Linked DNA regions of Homo sapiens: region 1 is linked to region 2. A link is a contact called in ENCODE Hi-C or POLR2A ChIA-PET data. All regions are on one chromosome and are shown on one strand. The core of a region is the stretch at or near the end of the contact, and the rest is flanking DNA. Distances in the headings are between cores, read along the strand shown.

Region 1 (5,560 bases), core at 2,850-5,349, 130 kb after region 2:
AGCTGGGATTACAGGCGCGTGCCACCACGCCCAGCTAATTTTTGTATTTTTAGTAGAGACGGGGTTTTACCCCGTTGGCCAGGCTGGTCTCGAACTCCTGACCTCAGGTGATCACCCAGCTTGGCCTCCCAAAGTGCTGGGATTACAGGCATGAGCCGCCACACCTGGCACCTCATTCCTTTTGAACTGGGTGGCTGTTTGGGATCTGGTAGGCACCAAGGCTGTGCCATTCCTTCCGCAGCACAGATGGGGACAGGAAGCTGCTGGAGGCTGGAGGCTGACCCTCCAGGCTTCATACTTGCCTGTCCCTCCAGCTAGAGGCAAGTTATCCTTGCTGCCATCTCCAGGATGCCTGAAGGCAGTGCTCTGACATGCAGTTGTGAAGCACTTCTGAGTCAAGGCTGGGAAGAGGGAGAAAGGGAAGTAGCTTTAGGAAGGACCTACCATGAGCCAAGAACATAATGGGTGCCTTATATAACATCTCTTATCCTCCCATTTCCACGAAGTAGCAAATACCCCCATTTAACAGTCATGGAAACAGGCTCACAGGGGTAGGTTGATGTGGCCTGGCACTTGAATGCGCACTGACCGAAACAAGATTCAAACTCAGGTCTGTGCCACCATGCCACCATGCTGCTTCAAGGATTTCCCAGCAGACAAGCTTTTTCCCAACCATCTGAATACTTCATCCAAACTTCATCCGAGTTTTGAAATATTTACATCTTGAGCTAATGCAGGAAAGAAAGACTAAAGAATAGGCCAGGAGGCCAGGTGCAGTGCCTCACGCCTGTAATCCCAGCACTTTGGGAGGCTGAGGCAGGTGGATCACTTGAGGTCAGGAATTCGACACCAGCCTGGCCAACATGGTGAAACCCCATCTCTACTACACACACACACACACACACACACACACACACACACACACACACACACACACAATTGGCTGGGCATGGTGGCGGGCATCTGTAATCCTAGCTACTCAGGAGGCTGAAGCAGGAGAATCGCTTGAACCCAGAAGCCAGAGGTTGCAGTGACAGAAGCCAGAGGTTGCAGTGAGCTGAGATGGTGCCACTGCACTCCAGTCTGGGTGATAGGCTGGGCGTGGTGGCTCACACCTGTAATCCCAACACTTGAGGAGGCCAAGGCAGGGGGATTGCTTGAGCCCAGGATTTCGAGACCAGCCTGAGCAACATAGCAAGACTCCATCTCTACAAAAAATAAAAAAATTAGCTGGGCATGGTGGCATGCAGCAGTAGTCCCAGCTACACGGGTGGCTGAAGTGAGAGGATTGCTTGAGCCCAGGAGGTTGAGGCTGTAGCGAGCTATGAGTGCACCACTGTACTCCAGCCTGGGTGACAGAGCAAGACCCTGTATATATTTAAAAAAAAGGTATTACAAATCTGAATTATGTCACTTCTCTCTTCCCAGGCTATAATGAAGTTAGCTAGTTACCTTTAGGTATAATCAGCTTATTATGCCGAGGTCACTCTCCCATTCCCTGGAGACCATCCCTCTGTCCGCAGGATGTGAGAAGGATATGTCAGAGGGCCTCCCAGCCCCTCCTCCCTCTCGTGGCCCTGTGCCAGAGGTGTGGACACCTGACCTGACTCCAAACTCTGGATACTAAAGCCTCTGCCTTTTGCAATCTTGTCCTGTACTCTGTTCTGTCTCCTTTTGTGTCTCCCAGGCAGTTAGCATGACTCGTTCTAATTTTTGGGTGAGCTCAGGCTGTGATGTCAGAGGTGAGCTCTATCTCTTATTAGTTGTCCAGTCTTAGGCAATTTATGAAACCTCTTTGCCTCTTAGCTTCCTCACTTAGTAAATGGGGATAATATTAGTACCTACCTCACTGGGCTGTTGAAAGAGCTTCATGAGATGAGGCGTGCCTGGCAATTTCATCAGTGCAATTCAGCCCTCAGCAGTATATGTTTGTTGGGAGGATTTCATAAGATATACATAAAATGCTGGGCTCAACGCCTGACCCACAGTCATAGTTAGTGCTCATAAATGTGAACTCCCTCCTGCCCCATTCCACTCTGGGTCTCCCTGCACCTAAGGAATGATAATCTCACCAGCCTTGGCTAATCCTTCTTTCTCATTGGTGTCTACTGTTCTTTCTTGAATTCTTTCTTGTGTGTGTGTGTGTGTGTGTTTTTTTTTTTTTTTTTGAGACGGAGTTTCACTCTTGTCACCCAGGCTGGAGTGCAATGGAGTGATCTCAGCTTACTGCCACTATGGAGGCTGAGGCAGGAGGCTCACTTGAGCCCAGGAGTTTGAGGTTGCAGTGAGCTATGATTATGCCACTGCACTCCAGCAAGACCCTGTCTCAAAAAAAAAAAAAAAGAGAAAGAAAACATATTCATAATGTCCAAAAGCTTCCCTGTGCTCTTTGTACTCCCTCTTCTTTCCTTCCCATCTCCCCCACACCAGGGAACCATTGATCTGCTTTCTATGATTATAGAATTCTAGAATTTTATATAAATGAAATGTATAGTATGTGCTCCTTTTGGGAGAGGGCGGTATCTGGCTTCTTTCACTCAGCTTAATTATTTTGAGATTCATTCATGATGTTGCAGTAACAGTAGTTCATTTTCATTGCTGAGTGAATATACAGATACACTATAATTTGTTTAGCCTGTTGATGGACATTTGTGTTGTTTCAAATTTTTGGTTATTGCAAATATAGCTGCTTTGAACGTTCATGTACACGTCTTTGTGTGGACACATATGCTTTAATTTATTTTGGGTAGACAGCTAGCAGTGGAATGGCTCATTTGTGTGGTAGGCTTATTGTTTTTATTATTTTAAAATTGTCTATACCCCAGATGAAATCTGGTGTGTGTGTGTGTGTGTGTGTGTGTGTGTGTGTGTGTGTGTGTTCTTGCTTGGGATTTGTAACAGAGGGGGTGATTCTGGACTCACAGACTAAATTAGGAAGTTTTTCATACTGTTCTATGCTCTGGAATAGTTTAACTATATCATTTTAAAAAATGGGTTCTAGCTGGCACGGTGGCTCATGCCTGTAATCCCAGCACTTTGGGAGGCCAAGGGGGGCAAATCACCTGAGGTCAGCAGTTCGAGACTAGCCTGGTCAACAAGTGTTCAATAAATACATCTTTATGTATTTATTTACTAGACCATTAAGTTTAGTAGAGACCAACCCTACCTCTCCAAAAAAGCAGAAAAATTAGCTGGTTGTGATGGCAGGTGCCTGTAGTCCCAGCTACTCGGGAGGCTGAGGCAGGAGAACTGCTTGAACCCAGGAGGCAGAGGTTGCAGTGAGCCGAGATCGCGCTGTACTCCAGCCTGGGCAACAGAGAGAGACAGACTCCGCCTCAGAAAAAAAAAAATGGGTTCGATAAAATTTGTCTATGAAATAAATCTGGGCCTGATGCCTTTTGGGTTTTACATTTTTATTTCTTTTTATTTTTAATTCTTTCAAGTTTGTAAATGATAGTTGGTGTATTCAGGTTTTTTGGTGGGTCACGTACTGCTCTCCCATTGGTGGTATACTTATTCAGGGTGTCTGTCTGTCCCACTAGGCTGTAAGCTTTTCAGGAAAGAATTCCAGGCTCTTCATCTCTATAATCCCATGAAAGGCACATGATACGTAGTCATTTGGTGGAATGAATAAATGCTGATGGCTAGCTGCTATAACAAATACACCTCAGCATTTCAGCAGTTTCATATAATGAAAATCTATTTGTTATTCATATACAAATCTATTTCTTCCTCACATAATTGTGCACTGTGGCTACTCTGGGGCAGAGGGAGACGCTCCACCATACGGTGACTCAAGGACCCAGGCTCCTTCCACCCCGTGGCTCGGCCATCTGCTCTGCACTGAGCTCGCAGGTGAGGGAGGAGAGGCAGGAGAAGGTTTCCTGCTTCCTGCATACCTTCATCTAGAAGTAACAGTCAGCGCTCCCACTCACCTCCTTGGGAGTAACAGGACCTGACCTATAAGCAGAGGATGCTGGGAAATGTAGTCCCTAGCCAGGCAGCTGCTGCGTAGCAACAACTCTATATCATGGTAGGGGGCACAGGACTTTTTGGTGGACAGTTAATCGTCGCTTTCAAGGGAGGCACAAGGTTTTATTGCTGAAGTTTTCATTGCCTTGCTCTGTGAACTCTTTTAGTGCCAGTGTTTGATGAATGGTTGTTTTCATGGCTGCCAAGAGCTGTTGAGTAAGAATGTAACTGCAGACAGTCATTTCCTTGCTGTGTTTGTCCAACAACCACTGTCTCACAGCTGGAAAACTCATTACTCATGAGTACTTCTTTCCCAGGTACAAGAACATAAAGATGTATTTATTGAACACTTTTTAGGGCAATGACACTGAACTGTTAATCCAAAAATATACACTGGTCAAACGATAAGCTTAAATACTAGAGAAAATCCAAATATTAAGGAGACTTTAAAGATACATACCAGTCAAATATTTCTTTCATTTGTCTATTCATTTTTTCTTTCTTTTTTTGTTTTGTTGCATCTATTCATTTTAAAAATGGAAACCTAATTCATATACCATAATATTTCACATAATATGACATAAAAATTCCCAGTTTTATTTTTATTTATTTATTTAGAGACAGAGTCTTGCTCTGTTGTCCAGGCTGGAGTGCAGTGGTGCGATTTCAGCTCACTGCAACCTCCGCCTCTCGGGTTCAATAGATTCTCCTGCCTCAGCCTCCCGAGTAGCTGGGATTACAGGCACCCACCACCATGCCAGGCTAATTTTTGTATTTTTCATAGAGATGGAGTTTCATCATGTTGGCCAGGCCGTTCTTGAACTCCTGACCTCAGGTGATCCACCTGCCTCAGCTTTCCAAAGTGCTGGGATTACAGGCGTGAGCCATTGCACCTGGCCAAAAATTCCTAGTTTTAAAGTGTACAATTCAGTGGTTTTCAGTATATTCAGAAGGTTGTATAACCATCACCACCATCTAATTCGAGGACATTTCCATCACCCCAAAGAGAAACCCTGTACCTGTTAGCAGTCACTCCCAGTTCCTCCCTCCTTCCAGTCTCTGGCAACCACTAATTTACTCTGTCTCTATAGATTTGCATATTCTGGCTGGGTGCGGTGGCTCGTGCCTTAATCCCAGCACTTTGGGAGGCTGAGGTGGGAAGATCACCTGAGGTCAGGAGTTCAAGACCAGCCTGGCCAACATGGTGAAACCCCATCTCTAGTAAAAATACAAAAAAATTAGCCAGGTGTGGTGGCGGGCGCCTGGTAATCTTAGCTACTCAGGAGGCTGAGGCAGGAGAATCACTTGAACCCAGGAGGCAGAGGTTGCAGTAAGCCAAGATCGTGCCACTGCACTCCAGCCTGGGTGACAGAGAGAGACTCTGCCTCAAAAAAAAAAAAAAAAAAAAAAAAAGATTTGTTTATTCTGGACATTTTACATAAATGGAATAGTATGTGGCTTTTATGTCTGGTTTCTTTCACTTAGCACAATGTTTTCAAGGTTCATTCATGTTGTAGCATGTATTAATAACTCATTTCTTTTTTTGTCTTCCAATATGATCTCAAGACTCATTTTTTATGGTGAATAA
Region 2 (5,714 bases), core at 2,974-5,473:
AAAAAAAAAGTTTTCAGACAATTTGATTATGAGTGTGTGTCAAAGTTTGATTATCGTTGTAATGCAAGCAAAATGACCTGTAAGCAGCTAACTCAAATATATACTCTTGGTAAGAATATTTTTATTAAAAAAAGAATGGTCAGGCTGGGCGTGGTGACTCCTGTCTGTAATCCCTGCACTTTGGGAGGCCGAGATGGGCAGATCACTTGAGGTCAGGAGTTTGTGAGACCAGCCTGGACAACCTCGTGAAACCTCGTCTCTACTAAATATGCAAAAATGAGCTGGGCATGGTGGTGCCCACCTTAATCCCAGCTGCTTGGGAGGCTGAGTTGGGAGGATTGCTTGAATCCAGGAGGCGGAGGTTGCAGTGAACAGTGATCGCTCCACTGCACTTTAGCCTGGGCGACAGAGTGAGACTCTGTCTCAAAAAAAAAAAAAAAAAAAAAAGAGAATGGTCAGATCACTCACTGTTAAGACTACGTAAAGACAAAGAAGAGTAGTTAACAGCTTCTAGGCTCTTGCCTGAGAGTTGGCTGGGAGGGTGGCTAATTTTCCAGATCAAGTCTTAATTCCATTAAAGTTCATTGGGGGCCGAACACGGCGGCTCACGCCTGTAATCCCAGCACTTTGGGAGGCTGAGGCAGGTGGGTCATCTGAGATCAGGAGTTTGAGACCAGCCTGGCCAACATGGTGAAATCCCATCTCTACTAAAAATACAAAAAATTAGCTGGGTGTGGTGGCAGGCACCTGTAATCTCAGCTACTCGGGAGGCTGAGACAGAAGAATTGCTTGAACCTGGGAGGTGGAGGTTGCAGTGAGCCGAGACCATGCCACTGCCCTCCAGCCTGGGTAACAGAGCCAGACTCTGTCTCAAAAAAAACATAAAAAAGAAAAAAATAAATAAAGTTCATCACAAAAATGCTTAAGCATTTCATCAGGAATGTAATTTCTTTCCAGAGGGAGGTTATGAATTATGTCATGCAAAAAACTTTGGCCGCAGACCAGGGCAGAAAAAAATAAAGAACTTCTTTTTCTTTTGCACAACAAATTGTCAACACACACCTCAACACCTATGCTAGGCACCACACAGGAGGCCAGAATGCATCCAGGCAAAGTAAGGCAAGCACTGGGCAAGGAAAACAGAATGCTGGGTAGCCGACTTGAGCTTGTTGGCCCGCATTTGGAAGGTGTTCCAGGCAGAAGGGAACAACACAAGCAAGGGTGCAGAGGGAGGGAAGTGCAGTGTCTGGGGAACCATGGCAGTCAACTTGTTTTTTTTTTGAGACCGAGTTTCACTCTTGTCACCCAGGCTTGAGTGCAGTGGCACGACCTCGGCTCACTGTAACCTCTGCCTCCCGGGTTCAAGCGATTCTCCTGCCTCAGCCTCCCGAATAGCTGGGATTACAAGCGTGCACCACCACGCCCAGCTAATTTTTGTATTTTTAGTAGAGATAGCGTTTCACCACGTTGGCCAGGCTGGTCTCGAACTCCTGACCTCAAGTGATTGGCCTGCCTTGGCCTCCCAAAGTGCTGGAATTACAGGCATGAGCCACTGCGCCTGGTCTTTTTTTTTTTTTTTTTTTTTTTTTGAGACAGAGTCTCACTCTGTCACCCAGGCTACCGATCAGTGGTGCGATCTGGGCTCACTGCAACCTCCACCTCCCAGGCTTAAGCAATTCTCCTGCTTCTGACTCCCGAGTAGCTGGGATTACAGGTGCGCGCCTCCATGCTTGGCTAATTTTTGATTTTTAATTTTTTTTATTTTTTTAAGACAGAGTCTTACACTGTCACCCAGGCTGCAGTGCAGTAGCCCAATCTTGGCTCACTGCAACCTCTGCCTCCTGGGTTCAAGCAATTCTCCTGCCTCGGCCTCCTGAGTAACTGGGATTACAGGTGCCTGCCACCATGCCCAGCTAATTTTTGTATTTTTAGTAGAGACGGGGTTTCACCATGTTGGCCAGGCTGGTCTTGAACTCCTGACCTTGTGGTTCGCCCGCCTCGGCGTCCCAAAGTGCTGGGATCACAAGTGTGAACCATTGTGCCTGGCCTAATTTTAATTTTTTTTTAGTAGAGACAGGGTTTCACCATGTTGGCCAGGCTGGTCTCGAACTCCTGGCCTCAAATAGTCCACCCGTCTTGGCCTCCCAAAGTGCTGGGATTACAGGTGTGAGCCACTGTGCCTGGCCCAATTTCTTATTTTATAGGAGAGGTCAGATTGAAAAATTGTGTCTAATCCCACACATGGGGGTGGGGGTGGAGGATTGAAGAGTTCTAGGGACCTTTGTAGATGGGTGCTGTCCATGGGGAAATATTATACAAGGAACAGGTAACGGAAATGCAGAGCAGGGAGGCCCAGTGGAGAGATCCCAGGAAGACTTCTCAGAGGAGGTGGCAATGATGATGGACTAAGAACGCATAATAATGTCTGGGGACACTCCTTATGTGATTCTTTTTAGCCACAGTAAGTCACCATGTTGCTTATGTGTCCCCAGCCCCAAACGCCCACTCCCCTCACTGCCACCCCAGCTCCCAGAGCAGCAAGTGTAATCATGGGGGCAGGGGAGAGTATCTTCCTTTGTCTTACAGCTGGAGGGGGCCTTGTACACCCACTCCTAATATCACAGTAGGTGTACAATGAGAGGTCATTGAGAGCAGCCTCCCCTTCAACACCAGCCACCCTCCTGATTTAAGGTTTGAGCACTTTCTCCTGACTCCATAAGAATGACAGCTAACACTTATTGAGCACCAGGTTCTATTCGAAGTACTTTATAAATAGTATCTCATTTAAACTTCAAAACAACTCTGAGAGGCTGGGTGTGATGGCTCATGCCCATAATCCCCAGCACTTTGGGAGGCCAAGGCAGGCGGATCACCTGAGGCCAGGAGTTCGAGACCAGCCTGGCCAACATGGTGAAACCCTGTCTCTACTAAAAATACAAAAATTAGCCGGCATGGTGTCAGGTGCCTGTAATCCCAGCTACTCAGGAGGCTGAGGCAGGATAATTGCTTGAGCCTGGGAGACAGAGGCTGCAGTGAGCCGAGGTCGCACCACTGCACTCCAGCCTGGGCAACAGAGTGAGACTCTGTCTCAAAACAAAACAAAACAAAACTCTGAGAAAGGCACTAATATCATCACTATTTTTTAATTGAGTTAGCCTGGGCTTCTCTGACTTCAGGGCCTGTGCATCTGACCCCTCTTCTGTGAGCCCTCTGCTTTTCTGCTTTTTCCCCAGTCCCTGCTTCATTGGAGATCCTGGCCTTTTCCTCTCCTCTGGCCCCCTCTCTACACTAACAGGGACACATCAGGCTCACACCTGGACATCTAACCAGGGTGAAGGAGGGGCTCTTTGGGGTACCCACTCACAGATTTCTGGGACATTTTCTTATCCTTTAAAACAGTCCTATAAGCTAGGATTGAAATGATTTCACTGTCATCCCATAGAAAAGGAAACAGACTCAAAGATGTGATGTGACTTGTTCAATATCCAGAGGTGACTCTTGAGTCTAGTGCTGCCCTGACTACGCCACACTCCCTCTTCTCCAGCCAGGCACTTCTTCCTTCTTGGGAGTCAGGCATGAGTCAGTTGCCCCCTTCAATGAGACAGAAGAGAGGGCTGTGTCATAGAAGCTTTGAGCACAGTGTCTGCTTCTGACTCCCAGAGTGCAAGCCTCAGCTGTCCTGCTGTTTAGACCAGCTCCACCTGTAGGGCCCCTGGAACTGACCAGCAGGATGAGAGGTGAAGGAAGAGGGTGATGGTGGCTGAATCAGTGGCCGCAGCAAGAACCTGCCCCAGCCCAGGACGGCAGGCAGGGTTGGGGAGGAAGATGACTTTGGTATTGGAACAGAGAGAGTGGCAAGAGTTTGATCTTTGACTCTTTAGTCAGAGGGTGCTGGTCCAATCGTAGCTAGATTGGAGTCCTCACCCAGGGCTGGCAGCTTTTACGGAGAGCACTGCAGCCCCATGTAGCAAGACACAGGGAGGCCCTTCCTTGGGCTGCTAGCCTGACACACAGGAATCAATCCCCCAGAAGCAATCCCACAGGAGCGAGAAGCTGTGTGCCTCCAGACGTTCCCTGCAATGTTACCAATGCAAAATAACTACCAAAAAAAAAAAAAAAAAAGCAGCTAAATATCCAATGAGAGATATCCTGATATCCTGGCAACTCACTCTGGAATCTGACGGTGTAGTGAACAGCATGGAAAAAGTTGGTGGAATGAAGTGGAGTCTACATCACACAGTGTCCCCTGAAGGATGACTCACAGGAACAATTTCTCTTGGTCCCAGTGCCAGGAAACTCTGTGTTTCTCCGGGGCAGTTGCTTTGCTTTTATCTTTTGGGTTCTACATGTCTGTTAGCTGACCATGTTTCCCTTTTAGCTCTGGCTATCAGGAAACTCCACATCGAATTTCTGGCTCATTTCTCACAACTATATGGCAGGAACTTTGTATACCAATACTGCTTGTGGCCTTATTTTCATTTCCTTCTCCCAAATAGCCTCCAATTTTTTTTTTTTTTTTGAGACAGGGTCTTGCTCTGTCACCCAGGCTGGAGTGCAGTGGCACAATCATAGTTCACTGCAGCTTCAAATGCACCTGGTTTATTTATTTTTTATTTTTTTGTAAAGTCAGGGTCTCACTTTGTTACCCAAGGTGGTCTCGAACTTCTGGCCTCAAGTGATCCCCCCATCTTAGCCTCCTGAAGTGCTGGGATTACAGGCCCAAATATCCTTCTATTAATTAAGAATCCTGTTGTATTGTACTCTGTGTTTGTAAACTACTGCCATTTTTTTTTTCTTTAATGGAGTGGGATAGAGAGGAGAAAGAAGAAGAAAGAGAAAGTTAAGCGGGCTGGGCACTGTGGCTCACCTGTAACTGGTACAGGTATACTGGTTAGACATATCCCAAGTAAGTGATTGATAAAAACAGGAAAACGCAAAATAAAGCAATGAGATTCACTTTTCACCCAGAAAGTTGGCAAAAATTTGTTCTGACAATACCATGATTTGGCATGTATGACATTCTATGCTGCTCCTGAGGTCTACACTGATTGATTAGAAATGTGGCGCACAGTCAGGCATGGGGGCTCATGACTGTAATCCCAGCACTTCTGGAGGCTAAGGTGGGAGGATCACCTGGGCCCAGGAATTCGAGCCAGCCTGGGCAAAATAGTGAAACTCCATCTCTACAAAAAAAACTACACAAATTAGTTGGGCATGGTAGCTCATGCCTGTAATCCTAGCTGGCTAAGACAGGAGGATCACTTGAACCTGGGGGGCTAAGGCTGCCGTGAGCCGTGATTGTGACACTGCACTCCAGCCTGGGTGACAGAGTGAGACCCTCAAAGAAAAAGTAAATACATAAAAAATGTGTCACAGATGAAGGTGCACATAGCTATGACTCAGCAATTAACACACCAAAGTATCTGAACTCTAGAGGAACTCTTAGACATATGCACAGAAGACTTTACAGAAAATGTTTGTTTCAGCATTGTTTGCAATAGCAAATAGAAGAAAACATTCTTTTCTTCTTTTTTCTTTTTTGGTAGAGACAGGTAGGCCATTTTTTGGTAGAGACAGGCAGCCATGCTGCCCTGCCTGGTTTTGAACTCCTGGGCTCAAGCGATCCACCCACCTTGGCCTCCTAAAGTGCTGAAATTATAGGTGTGAGCCACCAGGCCCAGCCAAAAGAAGGAAACATTCTAAATGCTCTCAAC

What was found. Hi-C counts contacts between places; a loop is a spot of excess contacts on that map. ChIA-PET counts read pairs that join two places held with the same protein, here RNA polymerase II (POLR2A). Pooled maps may share reads with other maps.
Region 1: a pooled map shows a loop between it and region 2 (3-fold over the local background). The contact joins two enhancer-like sites. A Hi-C loop is called at or near these places in 2 of 50 pooled maps. POLR2A ChIA-PET finds 5 or more read pairs at or near these places in 6 of 52 experiments (H1, HEK293T, HepG2 and 3 more).

The regions. Positions count from the first base shown.
Region 1 is chr10:97,722,857-97,728,416 of GRCh38, forward strand. No RefSeq gene overlaps it. Among named protein-coding and RNA genes, the nearest start is that of ZFYVE27, 11 kb to the right of the region's middle. Within about 2 kb of position 4,100, at least 13 of the 41 ENCODE cell types and tissues checked have a DNase peak (open chromatin) inside an H3K27ac peak, as active enhancers do.
Region 2 is chr10:97,592,605-97,598,318 of GRCh38, forward strand. All of the region lies in intron 1 of HOGA1 (4-hydroxy-2-oxoglutarate aldolase 1), which reads left to right. Among named protein-coding and RNA genes, the nearest start is that of C10orf62, 5.7 kb to the left of the region's middle. RefSeq lists an enhancer at 3,668-3,962. Within about 2 kb of position 4,224, at least 17 of the 41 ENCODE cell types and tissues checked have a DNase peak (open chromatin) inside an H3K27ac peak, as active enhancers do.